Linked DNA regions of Mus musculus: region 1 is linked to region 2. A link is a loop called in an ENCODE intact Hi-C map of the cell type or tissue named here. Cell type or tissue: left cerebral cortex. All regions are shown on one strand. Each heading gives the region's core, and the rest is flanking DNA. Links, peaks and the distances in the headings are about the cores only. Region 1 overlaps Banf2 (BANF family member 2). Region 2 overlaps Banf2os (a long non-coding RNA gene).

What was found. Peaks named below come from ENCODE experiments on the same cell type or tissue, not always from the same donor. Only the 100,000 strongest peaks of a DNase experiment are listed, where the experiment ranks them.
Region 1: it touches region 2 in a loop (2.6-fold over the local background); 2 of 42 quality-filtered maps call a loop at or near these places.

What each region holds. Positions count from the first base shown.
Region 1 is chr2:144,048,301-144,058,499 of GRCm38, forward strand. The region is part of intron 1 of Banf2 (BANF family member 2); the gene reads left to right. Among named protein-coding and RNA genes, the nearest start is that of Banf2, 20 kb to the left of the region's middle. In left cerebral cortex, for the core only: no CTCF peak of the experiment used is centred there; a DNase peak (open chromatin) is centred at 4,523.
Region 2 is chr2:144,114,896-144,125,094 of GRCm38, forward strand. All of the region lies in intron 2 of Banf2os (a long non-coding RNA gene), which reads right to left. Among named protein-coding and RNA genes, the nearest start is that of Gm5535, 69 kb to the right of the region's middle. In left cerebral cortex, for the core only: no CTCF peak of the experiment used is centred there; a DNase peak (open chromatin) is centred at 5,510.

The sequences.
Region 1 (10,199 bases), core at 1,235-9,234, 66 kb before region 2:
CACAGTAACATGCATCTGTAGTGCCATCAACCTTGTGGCAAGATAGGAGGCAAAGTGGAGAATTCTTGGAAACTCTAAGGTCAGGCAACTTGGCAGGCAGCAGCAAGATACCCTGAGACAGGGTCAAAAGTGAGGACAGACATTAGAGATTGTCCTCTGACCTCCACGTGTGTGCTGTGGTGCACTCACTCAGGCACTCAAACAAACACGCACAGGTACACACAAGCAGGCACACATATCATGTGTGTGCACGAATATACACTCCAAGACAAATGAAGAAAGAACAAATGAAGTCAGCCAAATCTGACTCTGCAGGATGTAGAACATCTTCACCATTTTTCAGAATTGACTCATATTTTGACTTTATAATTACCAGTGCTGATATTTCCTCTTCACATAAATATGTAATACAAATGGCAGAAGCATGCTTAGGACCATCTCAGAAACTGTTAGAAACTCTGTCCTCATCCCAAGCTAACATTCATTGAACAATTTTTTTATGTGTATGAAAAAAAACTAGGCAATTCAAATATCAATTCTTAAAGTATTCCCACACAGAGTTGTATTTTATGGGATGGTAATCTCCCCCACCCCTGCCAAAAAAAAAAAAAACAAACCCCTATAGACTACCTACCAAAACCCCAGTGCTAACAGGAGTTATTGACCAGGGTGGCACAATAACCCTCTCCAAACAGTACAGATGATTGCCGTTGCCCTCGGTTGCCTTCCTTAACTTGAAAGTAAAAGCCTATTACTGAAGACATTGAACACTTTGGATGCAGGTCTTGGAGAAATCCAGTTGGGGCTACCTGCAGACTGGCTCTCATAGTATCAGAAGGTGTTGTGAAAACTGCCAAGAGAAAAAAGCTGTAAATCCTGGGAACCACTACAGTTACCAGCCTGGCAAGGTAGCCCCTGTGGTGCAATAGTGGCATTTTTTATCTTGGGGTAACCAACAATTGTCTAATTAGACTTAAGGCTCTCTCAGTCGAGGAGACTTCATCAGCCAATTATCCATACCTGGAGAGGCCATAGGCTGAGAGGAGAACCTACTGCCGCTGCCCTTTTCCTAAAGCAATATAATTTCTAGCTGTATTCTAAATACTTATCCTTCTACCCAGATAAGTGTGGCTATCACCTCTCATCAAAGAAACGTCTTTTTGTAATAGGTGGAGCCTAGGACAGAGATTCACAACTGCATCTAGAGCCCAACCCCTACCCTGAGAATCAGGGGAAATTGAAGACAGGTAGAAAGAAAGATTGTAAGAGCTAGAGGACCAGGACATTTGCTGTGAGATAGTGTCTTCTATATATGACAGGGAATGATATACATGACATCACAACCATATGCTCACCTAAACAAGGCCTGAGCAATGACATCAGTTGACATGCTGGTATGGACAGGGACAACCTCACACAGGCCCACCTCTAGATGAAGAGCTACTTCCAAACAATCAATGGCTGATAAGAGAAGGAGAATACGTCTTCTTTAGGGACAAATCCCCTGATAGGTTACTATCAGACAGACAGACAGACAGACAGACAGACAGACAGACAGATAGATAGATAGATAGATAGATATGAGATAGATCTTGAGGTAACCATATATATGTGGAAATTATGTAAATATAGTACTCATGTGTAAAATTTGTAATAATAAAAATTTTTAAATTTAAAAATAAAAATTTAAAAATTAAAAAAGTTCTCTTACAGAACAACCCAAAGATGAACTAATGTGATACTTAAATGTTGAGCAAGGAAGAGCAAACTACTAAGCCTTTGTTTTCCATAGTTAAACTATAAGAAAAGTTTTTCTGCCTCAGTAGGAAGACTGGAACTCACAGCTCACAGGAGTCCTGAGCCTCACCCGAGGTGTTTCAGGCAGTCCTTGTTGGTGTCACATGTGTTGGTATGTGCACTACACCATGTGTGCTGTGTATTGTGAGGAACCACGTGATACAGCACAAGTCACACTGGCAGAAACACCTTGGGTTCATTGTGTGTCTGATTTTGGGTCGTTGCCACATTTTTCGTAACCACTACATCAAGTTATGTGATCTCAGTCCAAAGCTGCAGTTCCTGATGCTGGCTGTCAATCACTGTACTGCTGGGCTACAGCCTTCTCTCATCTGCTCTCCACATGACTGTTACTAGATCTGCTCTCAATCTTTTGCATATAATGGGGCCCCAAAGGAAGGGAACGTTTTCAGGAAGGACAGATATGACTCGGGACCAGTCACAGCTAGAGTAAAGGTACCGTAGGCTAGGCAGGACTTTACAGAAGCTGAAAGATTGCAGGCATGGGTCGCTTAAGGCTAGGGATGTGTGCTGAGACACACACTGGGTCCATGGCTGTGTGAACATCAGAGAGCATACTTAGACATGCCTAAAAGGTCTGGGTCAGTCACATGGCATGGCCGCCTGCTGCCATCAAGAGACAAGGTGCTGGGCTATGTAAAGCTGTCAGGTCAGGTGTGAACCTTTGAATTACTGCAACAAAATGTCCCAGGCAACTAAGTCAGTAGAATAAGGGGTTTTAGAAAGCACACAGATTTGGTGACTAAAAGTCCAAAAATCACAGGGCACTCGGTCTGGTGTGATGCCACCGTGCAAGACACATGGTGGCAGGGACAGAGAGGATTGTCACGAGATAATCGGGTCAAGACAGCACTTTTTATAGCAAGACTCCCTGAGAACTACCAAGGAGTCTTGTGAGAACTAGTGACCCACTAGACCACATCCTGAGAAGGGAGCTGTCAATCACTTACGGTCCCTGGGGGACATTCAAAACGCACCCAAGCTTTAGTCTGTGGCACACTTTTTCACACTAAACTTTTGTAAGCAAAAATAATGATAAAAGTACAATATCATAAATATATAGGCTAGTAACATAAGATTGATTATCATTATCAAGTCCTATACATAATTGATAATTGTACATATTGAACTTTGGAGGCAGGGGTGTATGTTTGTATGTGTGGATCTGTGCATATGTGTGTACTTCTGCATGAGCGTGGAGGTCAGAGGTTGATGTCAAGAGTCTTGATTGCTCTTTATCTGTTTAAAAATGTTCGTGTGTGTGTGTGTGTGTGTGTGTGTGTGTGTACGTGAGGCGGTATGCATGCAGAGGTCAGAGGACAGCTCTTGGGGTTGGTTCTCTCATTCTGTCTTTATGTGGGTTCTTCTGGGACTCAAATCCAGGTCACCAAGCTTGTTCGGGAAGGACCTTTCCCCGCCGAGCCATCTTTCTGGCTCTCCACTTTAATTTTTCAGCAGAAGATGATTAATCCTCACTGTCAACTTGATGAGATTTATAATCACCAGGGAAACAAACCTCTGGGTGTTTCTGCGATTAGGTTATCTGAGCTAGGAAGACCCATCCTAAACGTTGGTAATGGGCCTCCCATGCGCTGGTGTCTTAGACCAAGTAAAGTGCACTAAGCAGGGGTATCCACCCTCTCTGTTTCCTGACTGCTGATACGATGCGACAGCTGTCTCAAGCTCCTGTCACCATGAAAAACTTCACTCTTGAACCGTGAGCCCAAAACTAGCCCCTCTTTTCTGAGTTGTTTCTTTTCAAATATTTTTATCACATCAACAAGGCATCTAATACACAGGGTCTCTCATTGAACCTGAAGCTCTCTCCTTGGCTGTAATGAGTGGCTAGTGAGTCCCAGCGAACCTCTTGTGATAGCCTTCCCAGGGCAGGCATCATAGGTATGTGTCACCACCCTGACCTTTTTACGTGGTTACTGGGGACGCAGACCCATGGGGACATGGCATGCACTTTAGCAACTGAGCTGTCTCCCTGCTCCAATGCTAAACAGTCATCAATATGCTGGTCTATGCTGCAAACATTGCACCGAGTTATGGGATGACTCTAGGTCATAGGGAGTGTCAACTCCATTGTAATCCCAGGCCCTTGTCATCCATAATGTCCACTGATGACTAAAATGACCTAGTACATAATTGTACAATCTGATTCTGAATGTGTGGAGGGAGATTTATGGCCATGGATGAGACTGGGCATAGGCAGGCTTTGAGAGCCATTAATTATTCCTGGGAACTTTTGCAGGTGCCTTGGCTACACACTACCTTGGTGTAGATCTGTAGGACTTATTCACCATTGGAGAAGTGGGTAGAAGTTTTGAGGCATTCCGACATTTTTAATATTAGGAAGGCAATATAATCTGGTGCCTGTTCTGTGTCTCCCAGACATTCCCAGTGGCGTCTGGCCCAGCACCCTGTAAACAAACCCATTAATATTCTCTTGATGAAATGTATAAATACTCACACCAAATGGGATAATAGGAACTATAAATAGCCTCATGTCCATTCAGGCCAGGGTTGGCTCCTAAGCAGGTGCTCCTTGCCAAAAAAATAAAATAAAATAAAAAGAAGAAAATAGATCACTCTGGTTTTTAGAGCAGTTTGGATTGGAAACTGGTAGAACAGAGCCTGTTTGAGCTTCGTGCCATCTGAAGACTGTAAATGAACAGAGGCCCAGCGTGGCAAGGATCCAGCAAGCAGAGCTCCAATACGCCTAGCATTCTGGTTTGATGAAGCACAGATGATTGGCTCATGCTTAGTGAACTGGCTATGGGCAGAGCTTGGGCCAAACTCAGGGCTCCTCCCTCCAGCCCAGCCACTCCAGCGGGACTTAGCGGTCATCTTCAGAAACAAAGTCTGAAGTTTCCGGCCTTTACTTGTATCCACTTTTCAGAGCCTCAAGGTTGGGAGCCCTTCCTTACCCTTGGTGATGTTAGTTTCACTGGGTCCTACGATGGGCCTGTGGAGAAGCCTTAGCTGGAGGCCCTGTCCAACAAGTTCATCGATTACGTTGTTAAGTGTGGATGATGCTCACTGAACCCCTGGGGCTGGTTGAATTTACTTGGTCATCGCTGGCAGACCCAGCGTCAAGACAAAGATCTACTGTAGAAGGAATATTTGGAAGCCATCAGAGGACTAGCAGAGGAATAAGAGATCTCGCTTTCCACTGTGGAAAGAAAACTTAGGGTAAGGACAGCAAATGCCACCTCGGTATTTGAAAGGTGAACATCACAGGTCATAGATAGTGACTTTCTCTGTTTCCAAGGTCTAGGCCATGGAACCAATGCCCCACCCCAGGTCTCTGTTGAATGAATTGAGTGAGCTAGTAAGTGAACTTTGGAGGTCTATTATGTAGAGTCCTTTGCTGAATAACTAATGTCATCCCCAAAAGTGGGCAATACTTTGATTTTTTTTTCCCTAAGATAATTGAGAATTCCAAGGGTGGATGCCTTCAGGCATGGCTGAAACCAGCATGCCAGTGAGCACTTGGGAATCTGTCCCTTCTTCCTCCCAAGACTGCTGTCCTTGTCACGTGGGGTCTTTACTGCTGGCTTCACGATACTGCAGTGAGAAGTGTGTGCCTTGGACATAGTCCTTGAGCTGACTATACAAAATGCAGTCATCTGGGAGCTCTGGGAAGCCACGAGGATGGTGCTTCCTTCTGTTGTGTGAAGGCAGCCTTGCCATGCCTCCCGAGACTCTGAGCACCTCATATTCAGACCCCAGCATCCAGAAAATAGTGTATAGCCTGTCCTCATTAGCCTCGACTGCCAACATGACACAGCCTAGGATCAACTGAAAGGAGTTGAGTAAGTGGCTTTATTTGGTTGGTCTGAGGACAGTGTCTGTAATGGAATAGTCTGGCTTTACTAAAAGGTTCCCACCCACTGTGGGAGGAGCAGTTTTCCTAGGAAGGGTGTGGTCTTGGGCTGCCTAAGAAAGCTAGCCAGAAACAAGCAGAAAGCAGCATCCTTTATCCTGTCCAGACCTCTTTCAAGGATGTCCTGGAACCCGGAGCTGGCAACCAAAGGAACACTTTCCTCCCCAAGTGACTCTAAGTCGGAGTGATTTCTCTCAGCAATAAAATGAAGTGAAAACATCACCCCTCCTTTCATCCTTTCTCCATGAGAGCCTGACTATGGGAAGGAAGAAGCCATAGCTTGAAGAGTGGAGATAAGGGTCTAGAGCCCCAGGAAGCAGTGACTGGCTGCCAGCTTTCCCTCAGACTCCAGTGGAGGGGGCGCGGGAGAGCCCCCAAGCTCCAGGTCAACTGCATCAGGGGTCACTCCTGCGGCTCCCATTCCCACATTTCCTTCTTGAAGGCTATAGGCCCTGCACTGTTCTGTGGTAGAGACTGGATATAATGTCTCTAATGTGCTTGCCTTAGGAGAGTTCACATTCTTCACAACTTCGAGCTCTCTCTCTCTCTCTCTCTCTCTCTCTCTCTCTCTCTCTCTGTGTGTGTGTGTGTGTGTGTGTGTGTGTGTGTGTGTGTCCGTCCCTCCCTCCTCTTTTTTCTGGACAGTAAACTTAGGGCCTCCCATATGCTCGTTCAGCAAGGATTCTATCACTTAGCTAGGTTCTCAGTCCTACTTTGCTTGTTATTTCACGACAATAGCCTTATTGAGTTATTCAGTGGGCCTTGAGTTTGTGATCCTCCTACCTCAGCCTTCAGAGTAGCTGAGATGGACAGCCCTGAGCTATCAGGCCCTGAATCTTTGAGACCTTATTATATACTAACACTGCATTCAATAAAGAGTAGAGCTGGTCATGATGAAGCATGCTTGTGGCCCCAGCACTCAGAGACTAAGGTAGGAGGATGGAGAGTTTGATGACAGCCCAAGGTGGGTTACTTAGCTACCTAGCAAGGTGGGTCCTGTCTCAAGAAAAAGAAGAGGGCAGGGGTTCGGGGAGGGGGGGGAAGAAGGAACAAGAAAGGGGGGGGGGGAAAGGAGGAAGGAAGGAGGGAGGGAGGGAGGGAAGGAAGGAATGGTGAACGTGGATAGGAGCAGTGAGCATGCACACTCTGAATAAATGAATTTAAAATATTAAATTAATAAAAAGAAGTATGGAAAATGAAGTCATTGAGCAAAGGAATTAACCAGAACAGCAGGGTGAGGATGCTGATCCGGGCTCCCTGTGTTATCCAGTCATCAGATTTATTGCTAGTGGCCCATACAGAGCACTTTTGAACTCTATTATTATTATTATTTTATTTTTTAATTTTTAACATATGTAAGTTGTGAACTCTTTTTATCATAAAGGTATAATGCACCTATTTAGAAAGGTACACTCTTTTTCCTGGTACTAAATTCCATAAGAAATATACTGTGCACAGTATTTTTGCACTATTCTCTCAGTTTCATGCATACTTGCAAAGTACTTTGATCATACCCTCCCCATTAACTGTTCTTATTCCCCCACTCTATTCCCTCCCACCAATGTCCCCCAAAATTCCCTGTCATTTCTTCTTCCTTCCCCACATTGCACTTTATTAGCATTGCTTGCATGAGCACGGGTGAGAGAACTGTTTGCTTCAGTAAGGACAACAACCACTACTGAGGACTATGACGCCCCTTCCCCAGCAACCATGAACTTGTCTGTGGCTCCTCAGGGAGGGGAGGGATCTTACACCCTTCCCTCTCATCAGAGTGGGATGGGTCTTACAAGGTCAAATGGGAAGTTCAAGTTTTACTATCTCAGTCCCCTGGTCTGGGCAATACCATAGGGGCCAACAACAATCATGAAAATAAGATAATCTCTCACTCTTTGGAGAGTAAATCCTCATAAGGATGATTTTTATCCATTTGGATATATAGACATTTAGGGACACAGACTAGATGGCTTTACATACCTTGCTTGGTTTCATAACTTAATTACATGCACTTAAAATCATAGGCTATATAAAGTTCGTTGAAATACTGCACTTTTCCAATTCACATTTCAAGAAAACAGTTGTACTCTAACGAGTGTCCGTTCTGCGTCACCTCTTACAGTTCTCAGAGAACACAAACTTCACTTTCAGCTACTGGTGGTTCCTGGGAAAGGTTCCATTTTGAGTCCCTCTTAGCATTGGCTCCAACCTTTTGACCTTGTGATACATGCTGTCATTTACAAAGTTCATGCTCAAAAACCACACAATCAAGTCCCTCAGTCCCCATCAAGACCAAAAAACCAAACCAAACCAAAACAAAACCAAAACCAAAACAAACCAAACCAAAACAAAACAAAATCAAAACCAAAAAACACAAAACAACCAAAAAAGCCCATACTGCCTTACACAAGTTTGTGGTTTGGTCCTGGGCCACAACGAGAACTGTCCTCAGTACATGTGGCCCTATGGGCCAGGGTAGACACACCTACTATCATGTCCCACCTGGAGCTTGTACCCCAAACCCCAGATAGGCATTTGCGTGACATTTTTGAAGTTCCTCCATCTCACCCCATTTTTCTAGGGGTGTGCTTTTGTGATGGTTTCTAGTTTAAGAACTATTATGTAGCCTTTGAGAATGGCCTTTAAATGGCTTGGAACTTTCAGGGGGAGGCAGTTCTTTTGGTGATTGTAATTAAATCCCAGTGACTCCTTTATTCTCTATTTGGGCAGGAGACTTGCTGAGTATCTAAAGCTAGACTTGACTGAGGTCATTCCTTGCCAGTGGGTCCTCTGCAAGCAATCCTTTGTGGTTTCAAAGCCAGCCACTGAGGGAGCATCCTGTAATAGGAGGGTCTTCCTTGGCAAGGTTATACTGAGACATTTGCAGCTGCTCTGATGGTATCTGGTGGCTAAGTACTCAATCTTAGGTCCAACTGGAACTGTCCCAGGGACTACGGGCATGTCCCCAGAATGGATACTCCATTGGGAGACAGAAAGTCAGGCTACTCAACAGGTGCATAGTCTCTAGCACATGGATTCAGTTCTTCAGCCTTTGTTTCCCAATAGGTGGGATGATGTAGGATAAGTCAGAGACAGATTTGGGGAGTACAGGAGGCCAGGGGGATGTTCCCTGGTACCAGTGATCTCACCTCATCCCCAAGATTGTGGAGTAATTCTGCTTTGATTACACTACATAAATACATCCTAGATAAATTTTCCTTTAAAATGTTTTTGAATTTCAAAAGAAAGGAAGAAAGAGAGAGAAAGAGAAAGAGGAGAGGGGGAAGGGGAGAGGGGGAGGGGGAGAGGGGGAGGGGAGAGGAGAGAGGAGAGAGGAGAGAGGAGAGAGGAGAGAGGAGAGAGGAGAGAGGAGAGAGGAGAGAGGAGAGAGGAGAGAGGAGAGAGGAGAGAGGAGAGAGGAGAGGGGAGGGGAGGGGAGGGGAGGGGAGGGGAGGGGAGAGAGGAAAGGAAAGGAAAAGGAAAGGAAAAGGAAAGGAAAAGGAAAGGAAAAGGAAAGGAAAGGAAAAGGAAAGGAAAAGGAAAGGAAAAGGAAAGGAAAAGGAAAGGAAAAGGAAAGGAAAAGGAAAGGAAAAGGAAAGGAAAAGGAAAGGAAAAGGAAAGGAAAAGGAAAGGAAAAGGAAAGGAAAAGGAAAGGAAAAGGAAAGGAAAAGGAAAGGAAAAGGAAAGGAAAAGGAAAGGAAAGGGAAAGGAAAGGGAAAAAGGAAAGGAAAGGAAAGGGGGAAAGGAAAGGAAAAGGAAAGGAAAAGGAAAGGAAAAAGGAAAGGATCAGAAGGAAAGGAAAGGAAAGGATCAGGTGGTCCCTAAGGCCTGCCTGCTCTGGAGTTCTCTGAGTTCAGAGCCACAGGGAGTGGAAGACTGATTGTCTTCATACTGGTGGCTAATGAGGATCTGATGTGCCCGGTAGCTGAGATGACACTGCGGCAGAGCTGGGCTGAGTGTGCCATATGGCAACACAGACATGCCAGTCCCAGCACAAAATCTGACTCAGCTGGAGTCCATCAGTCTCAGAAGTTTCTGAGAAAAAGAAGTAGTTCTCAAATCTCAGACACACTCTAAGGGGGTGTGGTTGTTGTTGGTTGTGTTGTTGTTGTTTGGTGATGGTGGTGGTGGTGCTGTTTGGTTGGCTGGTTGAGGCAGGTGGTGCTTGGTTGGTGTTTGTGTGTATGCTGCCCTCACTATCCTGGATCTTTCTATGGAGACCAAACTCACAAACATCACCTGGCAATGTCTCCTGAGTGTTGAGACTAAAGGAACATGCCACCATGCCCAGCTCCCATTAAGACGGTTTAGAAAGATTTGGAGGCCCATCCAGATTCCAAGACAAATAAACTGAACCCTGGAGGAGGGATCACTGCCTCCTTAGTCTTTATTTAAGTGAGTGACTTGCTGAGCATCTAAAGTCTGAACTGATTGAAGTCATTCTTTGCCAGTGTGTCCTCCCCAAGCAGCCCTTTACGGTCCAGAAATCAGCCAC
Region 2 (10,199 bases), core at 1,025-9,024:
CATGAGTTGGTGTCACGTGGTACATCACTGTCATTTGTATTTCTTTTGTGACCCATGATGTCGAATGTCTTGCTGTGCCATTTGTGGCCATTGCTATTTCTTCTGTGGAGAAATGGCTACCTGATTCCTTTATGCAAGTTCTTTAAGCTTCTTCAGATATAGTTGGCTAAGTTCCCCCCATGCAATCATGGCTCTGGTACTCAGGACTCTCCCATCAGAGGGGAAGTCCCTGGAGAGGGCCTGGGAGGCAAGAAAGTCCAGGGAGTGTGTTTGGGTTTTGCTCTGGGCTTTTGTGGGCTCACGTTTCCTGAATAGCATGAACTTCCTTGGCAGTGGGGGTTGGCTCAGAGACCAACTTCATCCCTAGAAATTGGGAAAGTCCCACAGCATTCTCCCACTGGGAGGACAGGAGTGGCCGGATCTACCATCCTTGACCCCAGTGCTCACCACCAGTCCCCTTTCCCTCTTTCCCCAACCATGGGCAGTGGGAAGGGACAGTGTTCCCCTGAGACCTGGCCAGCCTCCAGCCCTTGACCCAGCATTCTTTGAAGGCTGCCCATTTTCAGGCCATTGGATCAGCAAAGGGTCAAGGTACTGTTGGGTGGTAGGTCAGAAAGCCATACCGAGGCCATTGCTAATCCCACGGTCAGGCTGACCATGCTCGCTCTTCACAAGCAGCAACTTCAACTAGTGGCTTATCTTTTAAAACCTGTCCAGGAGTCTTTGTTGTCTGCATCCTGCCTCCCTCCACACATGGAAACCTACAGAGCACAGCTTGCTTGCTGTTACCCAATGAACACGTTAGGTTTGCTGGGCAGTGGTGGTGCATACCTTTAGTCCCAGCACTCAGGAAGCAGAGGCAGACAGATCTCTGTCGTTCAAGGCCAGACTGATCTACAAAGTGAGTCCCAGGACAGCCAGGGCTACTGAACAGGGTTCTAAGAAACCCTGTCTCAGAAAATAATAACAAAAACCACATAGGCGCTGCATCTCATGACCCCACTAACATCATGTGGATAGTTCAAGGTCTCTGTAGTGGAATGAATCACGTGCCAGTCAAACACAGGGCCCTGTCCCCAACAAGAACAGTTTGTCTTGGCTGCACACTGGAACCACCTGAGAAACTAAGAAGGGGCAGAAATGGTTTTACCCGAAGACCTTGATTTGATTGCTCAGGTGTGCAGGCAGGGGAGGGAGCCAAGTCTCCTGGGATTTTTAAAGAATTACCCAGGTGACAGCAATGTGTATAGACCAGGGCTTATCAAACCTGGGCTTACACCCAGATCCCATTCTCCAGCCGAGCTTTTGACTCACTAGAGCCACAGAAGGCCCTGGATTGGCACTTCTACCCAGAGGTGCCAGGATGTCTCTAGAACAGAGTCCTGTACTTCTGGGAAGAGCGCTGAGGCAGAACTCAGCTCTGATGTAAGTACTGACTGGAGGGAGAGGGGGCAATGCCTAGGCAAGAAAGGACAGCCTCCACAAGGTGAGGACGTGTCTGATATTGGAACTGTGAGGCCAGAAATTGAGCCCCAGTCTCCTGCTCTGTTCAATGGGAACATTCTTTATAGGGGCAGGAGTGGGGCCAGCCAAGCCATCACCCTCTCTACTGGGAATAATACTGCAGCCTCCCCCTACCCCTTAGGCTCCTAGCCCTCTCAACCCACCACTGTGCTTCCCACCAGCAGCCACAAAGACTGCTTCAAGGATCATTGGACCACATTGCTTCCTTGCTGAAATCGTCCCAGGAATTTCAAAGCCCATCAGCAAAAGAGATCGAATTCTGCACCCAATGATCATACCCTTCTGCAGTGGGCAGGAGGCCTCCACACTTGGGACTGTGACTGGTGCCATGATTGCAGGCAGACTGTGCTCCCTGCTCACTGCTTTTGGCTAGGAACCAAGCAGGAGGCAGATGCTAAGGCAAGCCTGGAGCTGGGAGACTATGGGATCTCTGGCCTTAAGGCCTCAGAGCTTGTGGTGGTTTGAATGGGTATGGCCCATAGACTCATGTGTTTGAATACTTGTTTCATAGGGAGTGGCACTATTAGGAGGTGTGCCTTTGTCAGAGAAACTGTGTCACTATCGGGGTAGGCTTTGAGGTCTCAAAAGCTCAAGCCTGTTCTCTTCCAGTTGCCTGAGGATCCAGCTGTAGAACTCTCAGCTCCTCCAGCACCATGTCTGCCTGCACGCTGCCATGCTTTCTACCATGATGATAATGGACTGAACCTCTGAACTGTAAGCCAGCCCCAATTAAATGTTGTCCTTTATAAGAGTTGTCAAGTTTAAAAACAAACAAACAAACAAATAAACAAACAAAAAAGAGCTGCCATGTGGTGGTGTTTGCCTTTAATCCCAGCACTTAGGAGGCAGAGGCCTGCAGATCTCTGAGTTTAAGACCAGCCTGGTCTATAAAGTGGATTCCAGGACAGTCAGAGTTACACAGAGAAACCTGTCTCAAAGCACAAAAATGATATAGATAGATACATAGATAGATAGATAGATAGATAGATAGATAGATAGAAGATAAATAATTGATAGATGATAGATAGATAGATACATAGATAGTAGATAGATAGATGATAGGTGATAATAGATAGATGATAGATAATAGATGATAGATAGATAGATAGATAGATAGATAGATAGATAGATAGATGATAGATAATAGATGATAGGTAGATAGATGAGTGATAATAGATAGATAGATGAGTGATAATAGATAGACAGACAGACATATGATAGGTAGACAGACAGACAGACAGACAGATGATAGATAGATAGGTAGACAGACAGACAGATGATAGGTAGACAGACAGACAGATGGATACAGTAGTCACTGTGTCTCTTTGCAGCACTAGAAATCCTTAGGTTTCCACAGGATTCCTACAGGGTTTTGTAGACCCCTACTAAACTTTCTCTGCCCCACAGCCAGCTTTATTTAAACCCTCGCAGTCACTAGCCAACGTCCCCTTATCTGAAGAGCATCCATAGTCCCAGCCTGTCATTCCAGGTAAGGAATAGACCAGGGTGCTGGGACACTGGGGAGCACACATCATCCCAGGCTGTCCCTTACTATTTGGTACGAGTCATTTATTGAGGCAGTGTGCCAGGAGCAGTGGATCAGGAGGGATGCTGGACAGAGAAGAGAGGACAGAGGGGACGGTTTCAGCTGCCAGTCTAGGAAAATGGCTGTATCCATGGTGCCCCAGCCTTCTGCATGGACCTAAATAGGCCAAAGCCTGATGCCCAGCTCTGCTGAATGTGTGGGCAGAGTCCCACCTCCCTCCCACACGTCTGTGTGCTGATCTCTGGGACCTGTGACTAAGCCAGCTTATATGGGAAAGGGGGCCTGGCAGATGTGCATAAAGGAAGGCTCCCAGATGGGGTGATGATCCTGGATTATGGAGGCTTGCCCAAGGTCAGATGAAGGTTGTCTGTTAGGGAGGGGAGGGGCAGAAATGGGGATACGATGGCTGAGCCCAGGCAGAAGCTGGCCCCCAGAAGCCTGAGAAGACCAGAGAGTACATTCTCCCTAGATTCTACAGATTGACTGCTGTCTGCATACATCCGGACTACTGTTCAGAGAACCCTACCCCAGACTTCTGACATGCACAGGGGCCACACCTACCAGATCTTTAGTCATGTGATCATAGGAACTGAACACACCATGGACTGCTTCTTCAGGAACCTTCAGCCTCTCCCACCGCCCTCCCTCACCTCCGGACACCCTGGGAATGAGTTATGAGCTAGGTCCTCAGAGTTTTCCTACCCTGCCTTCTCTCTGCCTCAGTTTAAAAAGGGGTTCCCAGTGGCAAGGTGCCTGGGATCAGGCTCAACTGTATTACTTATTATTATTTTTAAAATCAGGACCTTAGTTCCACAGTTATAAGTAATTTATCACTTCTTAGGGACTGTCTTAGTTAGGGCTTTACTGCTGTGAACAGACACCATGACCAAGGCAACTCTTATAAGGACAACATTTAACTGGGGCTGGCTTACAGGTTCAGAGGTTCAGGTTCAGAGGTTCAGTCCATTATCATCAAGGCAGGATCATGGCAGCATCCAGGCAGGCATGGTGCAGGACAAATTGAGAGTTCTACATCTTCATCTGAAGGCTGCTAGCAGAATACTGGCTTCCAGGCAGCTAGGACTAGGGTATTAAAGTCCACTCCCACAGTGACACACCTACTCCAAGAAGGCCACACCTCCAAATAGTGCCACTCCCTGGGCCAAACATATACAAACCATCACAGGGACCCTCTCATCAGTGTTGCTACAAGGGTAATTTAATTTAAATTTAAATTTTAATTTTAATTTCTAACTTGAGATTAGACAGTCCTTTCAAACCATAGTATACTCTTCATTTAAAACTGACCAGTCAGGTGTGGTGCTACATGGTTTTGTTACAAGGACTCAAAAGACTGAGACAGAAGGATGGTATGTTTGAAGCTGGCCTGGACTACAGAATGAGACTCTGTCAGAAACACAAGAAAAACAATCCTAGTTACTGTTCTATTGCTGTGAAGAGACACCATGGTCAAGGCAACATATAAAGGAAACATTTCCTTGGGAGCTTGCTTACAGCTTCAGAGTGTTAGCCCATGCCCATCGTGGAGGGGAGTGTGGTGGCAAGCAGCTAGTCATGGCTCTGAAGTCGTAGCTAAGAAGTCACATCTTCATCTACAGGCAGCAAGAGCAAAAATGGGCACTGTGAGGGTTTGTGAAACCTCAAAGCCCACTCCCACTGTCATAGCTCCTCTAACAAGGCAACGCCTCCTAATCCTTCCTAAGCAGTTCAGCTGGGGACCAAACACTCAAATAGACGAGCCTATGAAGGCCATCCTCACTCAAACCACCACACCACCTCAAGCCAAAAAAGTAATTTGTATCATCCAAGCTAGACAGGACTTAGTGATCCTCTGCATTGTGTATATTTAAACTTGAAGTCCCTGCCCATGCTCCTTCAGGGAGCTCAAGGCGGGACAGCATCCCCAGACAATGGAAGCTGGCCTTTGGTCCTCTCCATATTAGTCATTGACTATGGACTGACTACCCAGGTGCCCCAGTGACCAAGCAAGTCCTGAGTATGAGCCCTGGGCAGCAGAACACACAGATCTTAAAAAAGGATGCTTGATGTCTCTGGAAAAGAGGGATTTGGGTGTGTGTGGGTGTGTGTGTTATTCGCCACAGAAGGCTACAGCATTCATCTGGACAAGGGATGGACCCCACAGGGAATAAGCCAAATATGGTCCTCCAGCAAATGGCTTTAGGAGCAACAGCTAGATACCAGCAAAGGCACCCGCCTGCTCATGTTGGAGTTTGTAGTTTTCTAGAGACCAGGAAAAGGCTGTCATTTCCATCAGGAAAAAATACAAGGGCTTTCCACATCGAAGTTCCATGGTAGCCAGAGGGGGCCTGCTAGGCCGGGTTCCTGGAACTCAGAGCTGAGAGAGGTGGCTGAGTCCCAGCCTGGGCATCAGGCCAGACTGAGCAGATCTCTAAACCCAAGCATAACCCTGCCGACGCAACACAGAGGAGGCCCCACCCCCACCATCTTCTTCCCACCCTTTTCCAACAACATTTTCATTCCTCCTATTTTCTCTCCTGGCATTTCTCTTTCCCTCCTCTCAACTCAAGAATGCCAAGAGCCCATAAGCCCTTGGGGCATTGCTCAGCTCCAAAGATCTCAGGCACAAAGAAGAAGAGCCTCATTGTGGCCTGAAGGAAAGGCTGGAGCCAGGGAAAGAGATTTATATCCAAGGTGGCAAGCTTTCCTTGTACAGGATCTGGCAGTGAATATTCAGCCTCTTCAGGCCAAAGAGAAGGGTCTCCGCCCCAACCACGATCCTCCTCTGCCACTGCAGCTCAAAACTAGCATTTCATGCAGCATGGAAATGTAATCTGACCATTCTAATAAAACTTTATTGACATGAACAAGCAGAGGTGCCCCAGTGACCAAGCAAGTTCAGATTTGACTGATGGGTATAGTTTATAGCCCTGCAGTTTGCACATTCACAAAAGACAATTTAGGGCTAAAGGATGACACTCAGATTTCAATTCTCCTGCCAGCTCATGTTGCTCCCCTAGTGACTTCCTGGATAATTGTGTTAAGAATTCTGGGGAAGGTGGCATCACTGTGTAATTGACCATGGAGAAGACAGGGGCAGCATCAGGACCTCAAGTCAACCACTTGATTAATCCTCACAATTCTAAGCAAACACCTGGATCCCAGAGAGGGTAATTGATTTGCCCATGGCCACACAGCTGCATCAGGAATATCTCTGCAGCGGGTGGAAAGCTTCAGTTGTCTTTTTGCCAGATCAATACACATCTGAGCTCAACAACCATTTGTCCTGGTCCATCCTGCAACAAGGTTTCCGCTCTGCCCACTTGAGAGCAAAAAAGTCAAAGCCCTCTCCAGTCCTTTGATTTTCAAGAACTGATGTTTGGAAGCATTCATGCCTGTGAAAAGATATCTCTCTCCCCCTTTGACATCTGAAAAATGAAGAGGCTGGCTTGCATGAGAGGCTGTTGGCTGTTTGTTGGGGGTTGGCAAAGTGGCCCCACTATAGCCAGGCTTCCATTTATAACAGGAAATGCTTCTCTATCATGAGTTCCACAGGCAAAAGTTGATCTGAAGAACATTCCGGTGCATCGGGCTCTGGTTTACCTCACCCTGTGTCTATTTCTGAAGAGTCTTAAAGGTTTTAACTATCCGGAGAACTGCCCAGCTCTTTCATTCGGGCAAGTGAGTTAAGCAACTTAGCAAGAACTTCTCAGCAGGGTTCAGGTGGGAGTTTCATAGAATCCACAGTCCTGGAAACAAAATCTTTTCTGTTAACAAATCAGTCAGTCCAGTCCGTGTAGCCAGAACCTGTAAGGTATGAAAGCCCCGAAGCCTTTGGGGCTGCTGCGTGCCCCACTGGTAAGGGTTGAGCCAAACGCACAGGTAGCAATTAACGGGTGACTGCAGAAAGTCACGAGGCCTAGGCCAGCTCTGGGATCTTTTATAACATCAGAAGCCAGGCCAGGCGTTACCCACAGCTGCCTCTTGAACTCTTGCATCTATCTCTCTGTCTGAGAGTAGTCGCTGTGTCCCCCTTCACACTCATCCAAGTCAGATGGGCCACAAATGACTCCTGGGATAGCCTCCAAACAGCCCAGGTGGGCCTTGAACTCTTCCCGATGCTTCGGCGCTGACGACAGGTGTGCGCTACCACACCTGGTTTGGAATCATACAATTTGGTGTCACTTCTCAGAAGGTCTGGGGGAGGGGCACGGGAGTCCCGTTTCCTGATTTCCTAACATGCCCCCTTTATCAGTGCTCCTTCCCCGTTTCACGGATTCAGCCCCATGCCCTGGGTGTGTCTCTCAAAGAGCCAGTGCCCAGACGTTGTCTCCGAAATAGTCTCAACCGGCTACATGTTTGTCCCTTTCCTCACAGAGGGGTCAGAGGGTTAAACATGCTGGTTGCTTTGGGGGCCGAACTTCTAGCTGTCCAATTTGGATCTGTGGGTCTGAGACGGTAGTGGCAGCGGCAGTCACTCCACATGCATCCGTGTCCACCTTCTGTTGACTGCTCTGGATGTTCCTCCACCCATGACTCCCTTCTAGCCACTATCTTTCTCCTGACTGACCCACTGCTACAGGCATTGACCCAGGGCAACCAATCAGAATCTTCTATCTTCTTGATCACTATGATTGACTCAGGGAAGCCCAATCTGGGACCTTGTGAAGTTGCTAGAGGATCGCGGAAAGGCTACCCAGAAAACGTGGAAACAACCAGAAGCGTGGCTGCCATTTTGCATGGCATGGGAATAGAGTGGAATAAAGGTAAATAGAAGCAAGGTAGGATGAGGTTTGTGTGTGTGTGCACATGAGAAGGAGAAAACAGAGAGAGAGAGAAGTGGAAAGAAACCAAGAGCAAAGGGGAGGAACGCAGAGCAGAGAGGGTGCGTGCCCCACCAGAGCCGCTGGAGCCAGCTTTGCGTGAGCGTTATTGCTGGAGTCTTATCACTGGAGTCAACGAATTCCCTGTGTGCTTGAATTGGATTTCTCACACTTGCCTTCTCCCTTGTCAAAGGGATCTTGACAAGGAGGCAATTTGCAGTTGTGCCCAGCCCCGAAGCTACTTATCCTGGTGATGCCAAGACGTCCTGTATAACCCTTTCCCCCACCCAGCTCCTACAAAAGACACCAAAGGAAAACAGCGTCCCTATGCTTCCAGTACTACACAGTGTTGCACCGCAACAAGCAGAAGTAAAAATAGCTGTGACTATTAATAAATTGGCCAAAAGACTTTATTAGTGACCTTTGAGCCATTCCAGAATAGCAGAGGATCTGAGAAACCAACAATTAATGTCAGATGGTGTCTTAATGTGGAATCAGATGACAAAAGGAGACCCAAAGTACATGGTCATTAGCCAAAGGGATAAGAACTGAATTCCTTAACACGTGGAAATTGGCGCACCCTGCACTGGTGGTACCTAGCCTGTTACCGTTTCAGCTGTCTATTAACAAGCATTTACTTAGAATCTCATCTCAACTTCCCTTGAAGCAAACATTGAGACGGCGGGTGTGTCGGAGTCTACTAAGCTGCTTGGGCTGACTTTCCCAACTCTTCATTCCATAGCTCTGTTTCCAGCAGAATTCACTTAACAACACGTAACAGGACACCGCAGTAACAGTGGCTTGGAGAATTACAGACACAGTTATTTCATGCACTAGGAATGTGGCTCAGTTTAGTGTAGCTGCCAGTGACACTAAGAACCATGGTTACCCCCCTCCTGCTCCCTCCTATCAACCCCACAGCACCAGCTTCTGTGTGTTGGTTTACCATCTTCTTGCTTATCACTCAGAGTCACAAAAGAGATGCTCATCTCCAGATATCACAGCACATGCAAGATCAGGGGTAGAGGTTCTTGGAGCTCACTCCTCTCCATCCGTTCTGCCATTTCACTGACTTCCTGCCAAGTTCCAGCTGCCTCTTCCTAGGGCTTTCTCATCACACCACAGAAGACTGTCTGCAAATTTAGGATTGGGAATACTAAAGTATCTGTTTCTCCCAAGAGGAATCCCCAGCCAACGACTGCAAAGGTGTTGGTATAATGGATAATCTTGACTGTCCATCTGATTGGATATGCCTTTGGAGGTGAGTTTGTGGTTCTAAGAAGGATTAACTGAGTGGCAGCACCTTCTCACAGCAATCCAGAAATTAAGAGGTCCTAAGGCAGGGCCAGGGCCAGGGGAAGTGGGGGGGGGGGGGGGATGACAGTATTGCTAGCCAGCCTTTGCTTCTTGATAGTGAATGCATCTACTCTGCTGCTGCTGCTGCCAACCTCAGAAAACATCAGACTCCAGCTTCTTCAGGCTCTCAACAGTGACTCTCCAGAAACCATTCAGTGTTCAGCATCACTGGAACTGCTGGGGCATCTAACCTCATGAACTGTCCAGCTACTGGGTTCTCAGCCTCTCCAGCGTGAAGTCAGCCATTGTAACTACCTACCCACTATCACATAAGCGAATTGAATTGGTAATGTCTACTCACCCGGTCAGTTCTATCCCTCTAGTGAATCCTGACTAACACTGATGCCCTGGCTTTGTCGGGGATGACTGTAAGGAGGGTGATTTACACCTTTTCCAAGGATATTTCTGTCTTATGAAGCTCATGTCACCCACAGCAGCAGCTGAACCTCTGTCTGCTACTAACCCCGCTTCCCTGCTTCTCTCCTACAAGTATCTCTGGGGTTGTGTCCCAGACTACCTGCCTTGCACTCTGTGTGTCAAGCAGTCAGGGGAGTCAGACAATGAGCTTCTGGTGGGCAGAGAGGCTTCTGAAAGTTGGAGCCCCCAAAATGAACATGATGTATAAGTGTTACTAAGAGGGAACTTGCAGAGCACCAGGTTCTGGTCAAGAACTGGAAATCAGTGGCTAACTATGAGGTGGATGTCATGCCTGAAGGAGCTACCAGAGACAACAAACCATATGGAAGCAAGTGTGGGGATGGCAGAGTGAGGAGCCTCTGTAAGATGAGCTGGGAAGATCACAGTGCAACTTTCTGCAGGTTTATGCAACAACAACTTATAGCAAGGGCAGGAGACAGAAATAAACAAGGCACTGACCTTGTTTCAAAGAGGTTTAGAGGAAGGAAGGAAGGAAGGAAGGAAGGAAGGAAGGGAGGGAGGGAGGGAGGGAG